Regions from separate parts of the Homo sapiens genome. Here regions 1 and 3 are each linked to region 2. The links are chromatin loops, found by intact Hi-C in ENCODE. Cell type or tissue: heart left ventricle. All regions are shown on one strand.

Region 1 (2,500 bases), 290 kb before region 2:
CAAGAGAGGCCATGGAACAGGTAGAAGTGCCCGGTGCTGGTGGTGGCGGGGCTGGAAGGTGCCTGCCAGACTGTCCCGTCTGATTTTGGCTGTTATGCTGGAGAGGTGCCTGTCATCTGTGCCCTAGCAGGGACCGTGTCTCAGGCTCTCAGTGCCAGGGACACTCAGCGTTGAGGGATGCGGGCTGAGCAAGGGGAGGAAGTGTAGGGGTGTCACAGCAGGCCGCCTGTGTTGCTGGGATGGGGTGTGTTGTGTGTGTGGTGTCTGTGTGTGTGGTGTATAGTGTGTGTATGTGTGTGTTGTGTGTTGTGTTTGTTGTATGAGTGGTGTGTGTGTGTTGTATGTGTGATTTGTATGTGGTGTTTGGTGTGTGCATGTGCTATGTGTGTTCTGTGTATGCGTATTAAATGTGTGGGGTGTATGGTACATGTGTGAATATGTATGTGTGTATGAGAGAATCTGAATGAGTGGTGTGTGTTTTGTGTGTGTGGTATGTGTGTGAATATGAGAGTGTGTGAGTGCTGTGTGTTTTTTGTGAGTGTGGTATGTGTGTGAATATGAGAGTGTGTGAGTGGTGTGTGTGTCTTGTGTGTGTCATATGTCTGTGTGGTACTGTATATGAGGTGTGTGATGTATGTTTACGGTGTGTCTGTGTGTTATATATAGTGTGTGGTGGTGTGTGTGGTATGTGTGAGATGTGTATGTTTGTGAGTATACCTAGGACTGTTGAAAGTGTGTGCTGTGTGTGTGTTGTATGTGTTGTGTGTGTACGTGTGTATAAGAGTGTGTGTTGTGTGTTATATATGTATGTTATGTGTGTTGTGTGTCATGTGTGGTATATGAGTATAAATGTGTGTGTTGTATGTGTGCGTTGTGTGTATGTGGTATGGTTGGTGTGTGGTCTGCGCTGTGTATGGTGTGTTTGTGAATGTGTGTGTATGTGTGTGTGTATGAAAGTGTGAGCAGAGTGTGTTGTGTGTATATATGAAGATACGAGTGTGATATGTATATGTGAGTGATGTGTGTCAATGTGTGTGTCTCAGGCTGTGTGTGTGTGAGTATGAGTGATGTGTGTGAGGGTTTGAGTGGTGTGTGGTGGTTTGTGGGGTGTGTGGTGTGTGTGAGTGTGTGAAGGTGTGAGTGAATGGTGTGTGGTGGTGTTTGGGGGGTGTATGAGGGTGTGAGTGGCGTGTGTGTGTGAGGGTGTGAGTGCTGTGTATGGGGCCTGTGGTGTGTTTGTATGTGAAGGTGTAAGCAGTGTGGGGATGTGGTGTGTGTGTGTGTATGAGTGGGTGTGTGTGAGGGTGTGAGTGGTGTATGTGTGTGAAGGTGTGAGTGCTGTGTGTGTGCTGTATGTGGGGTCTGTGGTGTGTTTGTATGTGAGGGTATAAGTAGTGTGGGGATGTGGCGTGTGTGTGTATATGAGTGGGTTTGTGTGAGGGTGTGTGTGGTGTGGGGAGTGCCAGTGTGTATGTATGTGTGTGAGGTGCGAGTGAATAGTGTGTGTGGTGTGTGGTGTCTATGTGTGTGTAAGGATGTGAATGGTGTGTGTGGTTTTGTGTGTGTGGTGGGGGTGTGTGAGTGTGTATGTGAGTGTGCGTGAGGGTGTGAGTGGTGTGGGTTGTGTCTGTGTGAGATGTGAGTGGTGGTGTGTGAGTGTGTGTGAGGGTGTGAGTGAATGGTGTGTGTGAGGTGTGAGTGGATGGTGTGAATGAGTGGGGTGTGTGCTGTGTGTGCTGGGGTGTGCGATGGCTGTTGGCATGCGGGGGTGGTAGAATGAGGCATCTCCCTTTTTGGGGTGCGCATGTCTGGAATCTCCATATGGTGAGTGTGTCGGTGCATGTTTCCACGTGTATGTGTGGTGGTGTGTGTGTGTGCATGCATGTGTGATGTGTGTCTGTGTATGTGTGGTAAGTGTGGTGTATGTGTGGTTTGTGTCTGTGTATCTGTATGTATGTGTGGTGTATCTGTGTATGGTATGTGTGGTGTGTGTTTCTGTGTGTATGCGTTGTGTGTGTGGTGTGTGTATGTATGGTGTGTGTGTGGTGTGTGTCTGTGTGTGTGGTGTGTGTCTGTATATCTGTGTGTATGTGCGGTGTGTGTATCTGTGTATGTGTGGTGTGTGTTTCTGTGTGTCTGTGTGGTGTGTGTGTAGTGTTTGTGTGTGGTGTGTGTATGTGTGCTGTGTGTGTCTGTGTCTGTGTGTGTATGTGTGATGTGTGTGTGTCTGTGTGGTGTGTGTCTTTGTATCTGTGTGTGTATGTGTGTGTGTGTGTGGTGTGTTCAGGGCATGTGGAAAGCGTCATCATTTAGTGGAGCCCCTCCCCCTCATCCTCCCTCCCTCCGCCCTTCACCTGCCACTGGGTGGGGCTCTGTGCCTGTCCCAGGTAGTGCTGGACACCCACAGACCAGAAGAGGTCCCTGCCCCAAAGAAGCTCACTGTCGGGTTGGTGACGGCCCAAATGTTAAGGCTCTGTCACTCCATCTCCTACAGGATGAA
Region 2 (2,500 bases):
CCCGGCAGCAGCACCAGTGTACCCTGAGCTGCTGCCCAAGGGCCTGGCCTGGGCACACACAGAGGGGCCAGCTGGGCTCGTGGCCTCTCAGGGCCATTTCAGGCCGGCCCCCATGCTGGCAAACCACGGGGAAGGCCCAGAGAGGGTGGGGCCCTGTGGGATTTAGGGGGGATCAGAGGGCACACACTCTTCCAAGAGCCAGAAAGAACCCTGGACCCTGCGGGAACCGCACCCTCAGCCCCTCCCGGGCTGCAGTAGGTCTGGGGGCTGGGAGCACCTGGGCGGGGGGACGGCGTCGCCTGCCAGCCACAGGGTCTCCAGACGGCTCAGATGGGGAGCCAGCCCCAGTGTCGCTTGGAAGGAGGCAGTTCTAGGTGGTCCAGGTTCCCAGTGTCATGGAAACAACAGTGGCTGTTTGTTAAAGTGACAGCGTCATTGTTTTCATCATCATCATTACTTGCTGGACGCTGAGCGCCGGGAGCCTCACTCACCCATCCCAGGGGGTCCTCTCCACACCCCATCAGGAGGCGGATGGGCAGGGACACACCGCTGGTGGGTGGGGACTGGCCTGGGACTCTGAGGGCCAACCCCCAGCTCCTATGGCAGTGACAGTGGCTCACGAGCAGAAGGCCAGGGAGATGAAAGGGATGGGGGTTCCCAGGGAGGCCCCTTCCCCTCCCTGAGCCTCAGTTTCCTCCTCTGTAAAATGGGGATGAGGCTGGCCCATCCCAGGGCAGGCAGGGCTGCTGGGAGCTGACCAGGCAGAGGGTAAGACTTTGTGGACAGCATTTCTCCAGACATTTGGGAAGGGGAGTGCAGGGAACTAGCAGGTCCCATGACCAGAGGACCCCGCGCTGGGTTGAGTGCTCTGCCATCCTGTCTTGAGATTCTTAGTCATTGGTGAAGGAGAGCCCCCATTCTGGTTCACCTTGGCTGGGCCAGCTCATTATTTGGCTGGTCCTGGATGTGGGCAGCCCCAGGATGCAGCCCTCCTCCTCAGGCTGCCCCCACACACCCCCGGCCGGGGCAGGCTGGCCGCCTCCCCGCTGGGCCTTCCTCCCGGGAAACTTCCCTGACTGCCATCCCCCCTCACCTGGGGGCCTCCCTCCCACAGCCTGGGCAGGGGTCAGACACAGCAGGAAGGGTTTGCTGATGGGCTACATGGTGATCCTTGGGGAACACTGAGGGGCGCAGGTGTGGCTTCCCCAGCCCAGCCCTAGGAGGGCCCACAGCTGGAATTTTCATCGTCCAGAACCGTCCTGGACGGCGCCCACGAAGGGGGCCAGGTGTGAGGCAACCCCAGGAAGGACGGTGGCTCTCCAGTCTCCGCCTGCAGGCGGCCTGATGGGATCTGTGGGGCACTGCTGCCACCTAGTGGTTGATGAAGAGAAGGCAGCACACACCCACCTGGGAAGAATAATGTTAATTAAGTTAGAGAGTGAGTTAGAGAGTTGTTAGTTAGAGAGAGTTAGAGAGTTAGAGAGTTAGGGTTAGGGTTAGGATTAGGGTTAGGGTTAGGGTTATGGTTAGGGTTACCTTTACGGTTAGGGTGAGACGGGGACATCCAGTCAGGATAAGCATGGGGGACCAATGCAGAAGATACAAGTTTCCTGGATGCTTCAGACAACCCAACTTTCTTCCCTTCCCCACCACTGTTCTCCAGTTAACTACTTATCAGCTTACCCTGTGCACAAGGTAATGAAGACGGTCATACAGCCAGTGAGTTGCAGGGATCGCAGGAACCCCACGACCACCAGGTGGACATTCAAAAGGCAAATCGCATCCCTGAGGACCCCACACTAAAAGCCAAGCTCGAGCCAGCTCTTCCCTCCTCAGGTGAAAGCTGTGAAAGCTTGAGGCTCTGTTGCAGGCTGCAGGGAGGAAGGGGCACCACCCTCTCCCTCCTGCCCTTCCTTCCTTGTGGGTGGTCCTATTCTTCTGTCCTGGTTTTGCAAACGCAGCTTCCAATCCCCTTTCCCACGGGGAGCCCCTCCTGTGTAGAGACAGGAGCCTCCCTGGGCAGAGACCCCAGCTCTGCCTCCGAGATGCCCCCAGGTGACCTTCAGAAGTGAAAATGGACCTCCAGCCCCACCTCTTCAAGGTGCAGCTGGCCAGTGAGTTAGCGAGAGAAGGAAGCCAGGCAGGGGGCAGGGGCACCGTGCTTAAGAGGCGGCCTCGGGGCCAGGTGCAGTGGCTCACACCTGTAATCCCAGCACTTTGAGAGGCCGAGGTGGGCGGATCACCTGAGGTCAGGAGTTTGAAACTAGCCTGACCGACATAGAGAAGCCCCGTCTGTATTAAAAATACAAAATTTTTTTAGTAGAGCTGGGCGTGGTGGCTCATGCCTGTAATCCCAGCTACTCGGGAGGCTGAAGCAGGAGAATGTCTTGAACCCGGGAGGCAGAGGTTGTGGTGAGCCGAGATCTCGCCATTGCACTCCAGCCTGGGCAACAAGAGCAAAACTCCATCTGGAAAAAAAAAAAGAGAGAGAGGCAGCATC
Region 3 (2,500 bases), 540 kb before region 2:
GTTTCCTTTAGGGTCCCCACTGCACCCTGTACATAACCCTGCCAGGACATCTGTTTATTTTCCATTCTTGTAGCTTTATTTTTATTTCAAAAGGAGTACAAGAACACAGTCTGGTGGCAGAGCCTCCCTCTGTCTCCTCCTTACCTTCAGCCACTGGGCCTTGCATCAGTAATGCTGCTCTTGTCATTCTGGAGCATGCCCTTTCATTTCTTTTTCTGTGAATTTTGATACGTACACATAGAAATACATAGTGGTGAGTTTTCTAGTTGTATTTTTTACATAAATATCATGCTGTATTTATTTTAAAGTGTCTCACCATGTTGCCCAGGCTGGACTTGAACCCCTGGGCTCGAGTGATCCTCCCACCCCAGCTCCAAGTAGCTGGGACAACAGATGTACACCACCACACCCAGCCTTTGCTGTATTGTTCTGCAACATGGTTTTCTTTTTCTTTTTCTTTTTCTTTTTAATTTTTTGAGACAAGATCTGGCTCTGTCACCCAGGCTGGAGTGCAGTGGCGTGATCTTGGCTCACTGCAACCTCCGCTTCTCGGCTTCAAACTTTCTTCCCAGCCTCCTGGGTAGCTGGGACTACAGATTCACACCACCATTCCTGGCTAATTTTTGTATTTTGTGTAGAGATGGGGTTTTGCCTTGTTGCCCCGCTGGTCTCGAACTCCTGAGCTCAAGCCATCCACCTACCTCAGCCTCCCAAAGTTCTGGGATTATAGGTGTGAGCCACTGCAGCTGGCCCAACCTGCTTTTGCTTTTTTAAAAAATCTCAACACCATGCTATGTATTGCACTTAATTAATTGTGCATCGAATCCTTCACGAGCCTTCTGTGCCAGGTGCGAGGTCGGCTGCTGGGTGGAAGTGACCAGGATACGTCTTCCCTCGGCTACACGCAGACTCTCCACGGTGCAAGGGCAGGGCCTGCCCAGCCCCATGCCCAGCCCTTTGGCATCCATCCACCAGTGTTAGTTAGATCAGCAGGCTGTCATGCCCAAGGCTTGCTGCCATCTGAATAGGACAGGGTTTCAGCAGTGAGCTCTTGATGTGGAGTCTGCGCCACCTGTTGACCTTCTTTGGATTTACCTTATTGAAATGTTCACACATTTCTTTTAGCTTCTCAACTTATTTCATCTTGAGAAATGGGCTGGAACCTCATGCCCCAGCACAACAAGCCCCATAAATCAGATGTTCAAGCTGAGCGATCCTTCCGGTTTGGGCCACAGTCACGGGGCTTTCTTACTCCTCTAGTCATGTCAGCACCGTTCAGAAACTCATCCTTGGCTTAGAGATGATAGTGAGTTACATGTACATAAATACACCGAGCTCATTACCCTGGGCCGGCATCCTGCATGACAAGGGCCCACATCCATTTCTCGGCAAAAACAAACTACATCTGCCACTTGAAACGTCAAGAAGCGCTTTCTTGTATGTTGTGCTCCATGGATCACTGGAAGTCCTTTCCCTCTTTTCCCATGTCCGGGCCAGGAGGAGCAGCTGCTCTCTGGCACTGTTAGCCTTTGCTGCCTTTTATCCTAGGCAAGACACTTTGTTATTCCTCCGATTTGTAATCCCAAGAACCTTGGAGATTGGACTTGGAGTTCGTAACCTCCTGGGGAGGGCCAGGCCTCACATTTCAAGGCCTTTGCACGCGTGATGTGCCAGCAACAGCTCAGCCCTTTGAATTATGATCCGCGACTCCCTCCAATCACCTTCCTTCTGGATGTCAGAAAAGACTGCCCAACAGCATCTCCTCCCAGCTGCCGAGGCTGATGATGTTTTTATTCTGATTTAGATCTCACTTAGGTCTTATTTTAACTCCACTGAGCTGCAAGATCTTCACTGAAGTACAACTGGACTTATTTTTAGAAAAACTGCTCTGTTAAGAAGACCTTCGTGCCTGATGAAGTTAGTTATTCTGATAAATTACAGCTTCTACGAAGAAACCACACCCCTCTGAGTACGGATGGAAGTTGGAAAATTCATAGAAAGCTGTCATTTCCTGGCAGAGGCCTGGAAAACCTCATTTAACAGAGATGTCTTTGGGTTCCTGCTTAAGCCCAAGCGAAGGATCCCGATGCCCCCTCCCCAGCTGGGAAGAGGAGCTGGTGGCGTGAGTTGGCACAGAGCCGCACCTTTCTTTCTCCTCCTGTATCCTCCCGCAAGCTCTGAAGACCACTCTGTTTCTTTGAGCAGGATCAGTTGTAACTAGAAGTGGGTAGGATTTGAAAAGGGCTGGTTAAGTGTTTAAAACTGGGGCAGCTTTCCTGCCATTTTCCAGTTCTTTTAGATGTGCAGGGATGGAGAATGGCTGTTTTTGTTGGGGTTTTCTCTTTGATCCTGGTTCAGACGGGGCCCTCTGAAATTTCTCGCCCTGATCTTTTGTTCTCTATGAAAACCAGGAATTGCACGGATGGTGTAGAAAGTCCCCGTAGGTGGCAAAGCATCTCTGCTGTGTTGAAATGACACACTTAGAAAAGTGTCAGAAAAT

The links. Peaks named below come from ENCODE experiments on the same cell type or tissue, not always from the same donor. Only the 100,000 strongest peaks of a DNase experiment are listed, where the experiment ranks them.
Region 1: a loop joins it to region 2, with 2.5 times the contacts of the local background. A loop is called at or near these places in 22 of 110 quality-filtered maps.
Region 3: a loop joins it to region 2, with 11 times the contacts of the local background. A loop is called at or near these places in 96 of 110 quality-filtered maps.

Annotation. Positions count from the first base shown.
Region 1 is chr22:44,333,957-44,336,456 of GRCh38, forward strand. No RefSeq gene overlaps it. Among named protein-coding and RNA genes, the nearest start is that of SHISAL1, 22 kb to the left of the region's middle. In heart left ventricle, no CTCF peak of the experiment used is centred here; no DNase peak of the experiment used is centred here.
Region 2 is chr22:44,625,040-44,627,539 of GRCh38, forward strand. LINC00229 (long intergenic non-protein coding RNA 229) reads right to left here and starts at 380. Exons shown (of 5, transcript NR_044991.1): 1 at 278-380. In heart left ventricle, CTCF peaks have their summits at 1,373 (motif pointing left) and 1,573; a DNase peak (open chromatin) is centred at 1,342.
Region 3 is chr22:44,084,852-44,087,351 of GRCh38, forward strand. All of the region lies in intron 1 of PARVB (parvin beta), which reads left to right. Among named protein-coding and RNA genes, the nearest start is that of PARVB, 62 kb to the left of the region's middle. In heart left ventricle, CTCF peaks have their summits at 1,071 (motif pointing left) and 1,271; a DNase peak (open chromatin) is centred at 960; H3K27ac peaks cover 981 bases.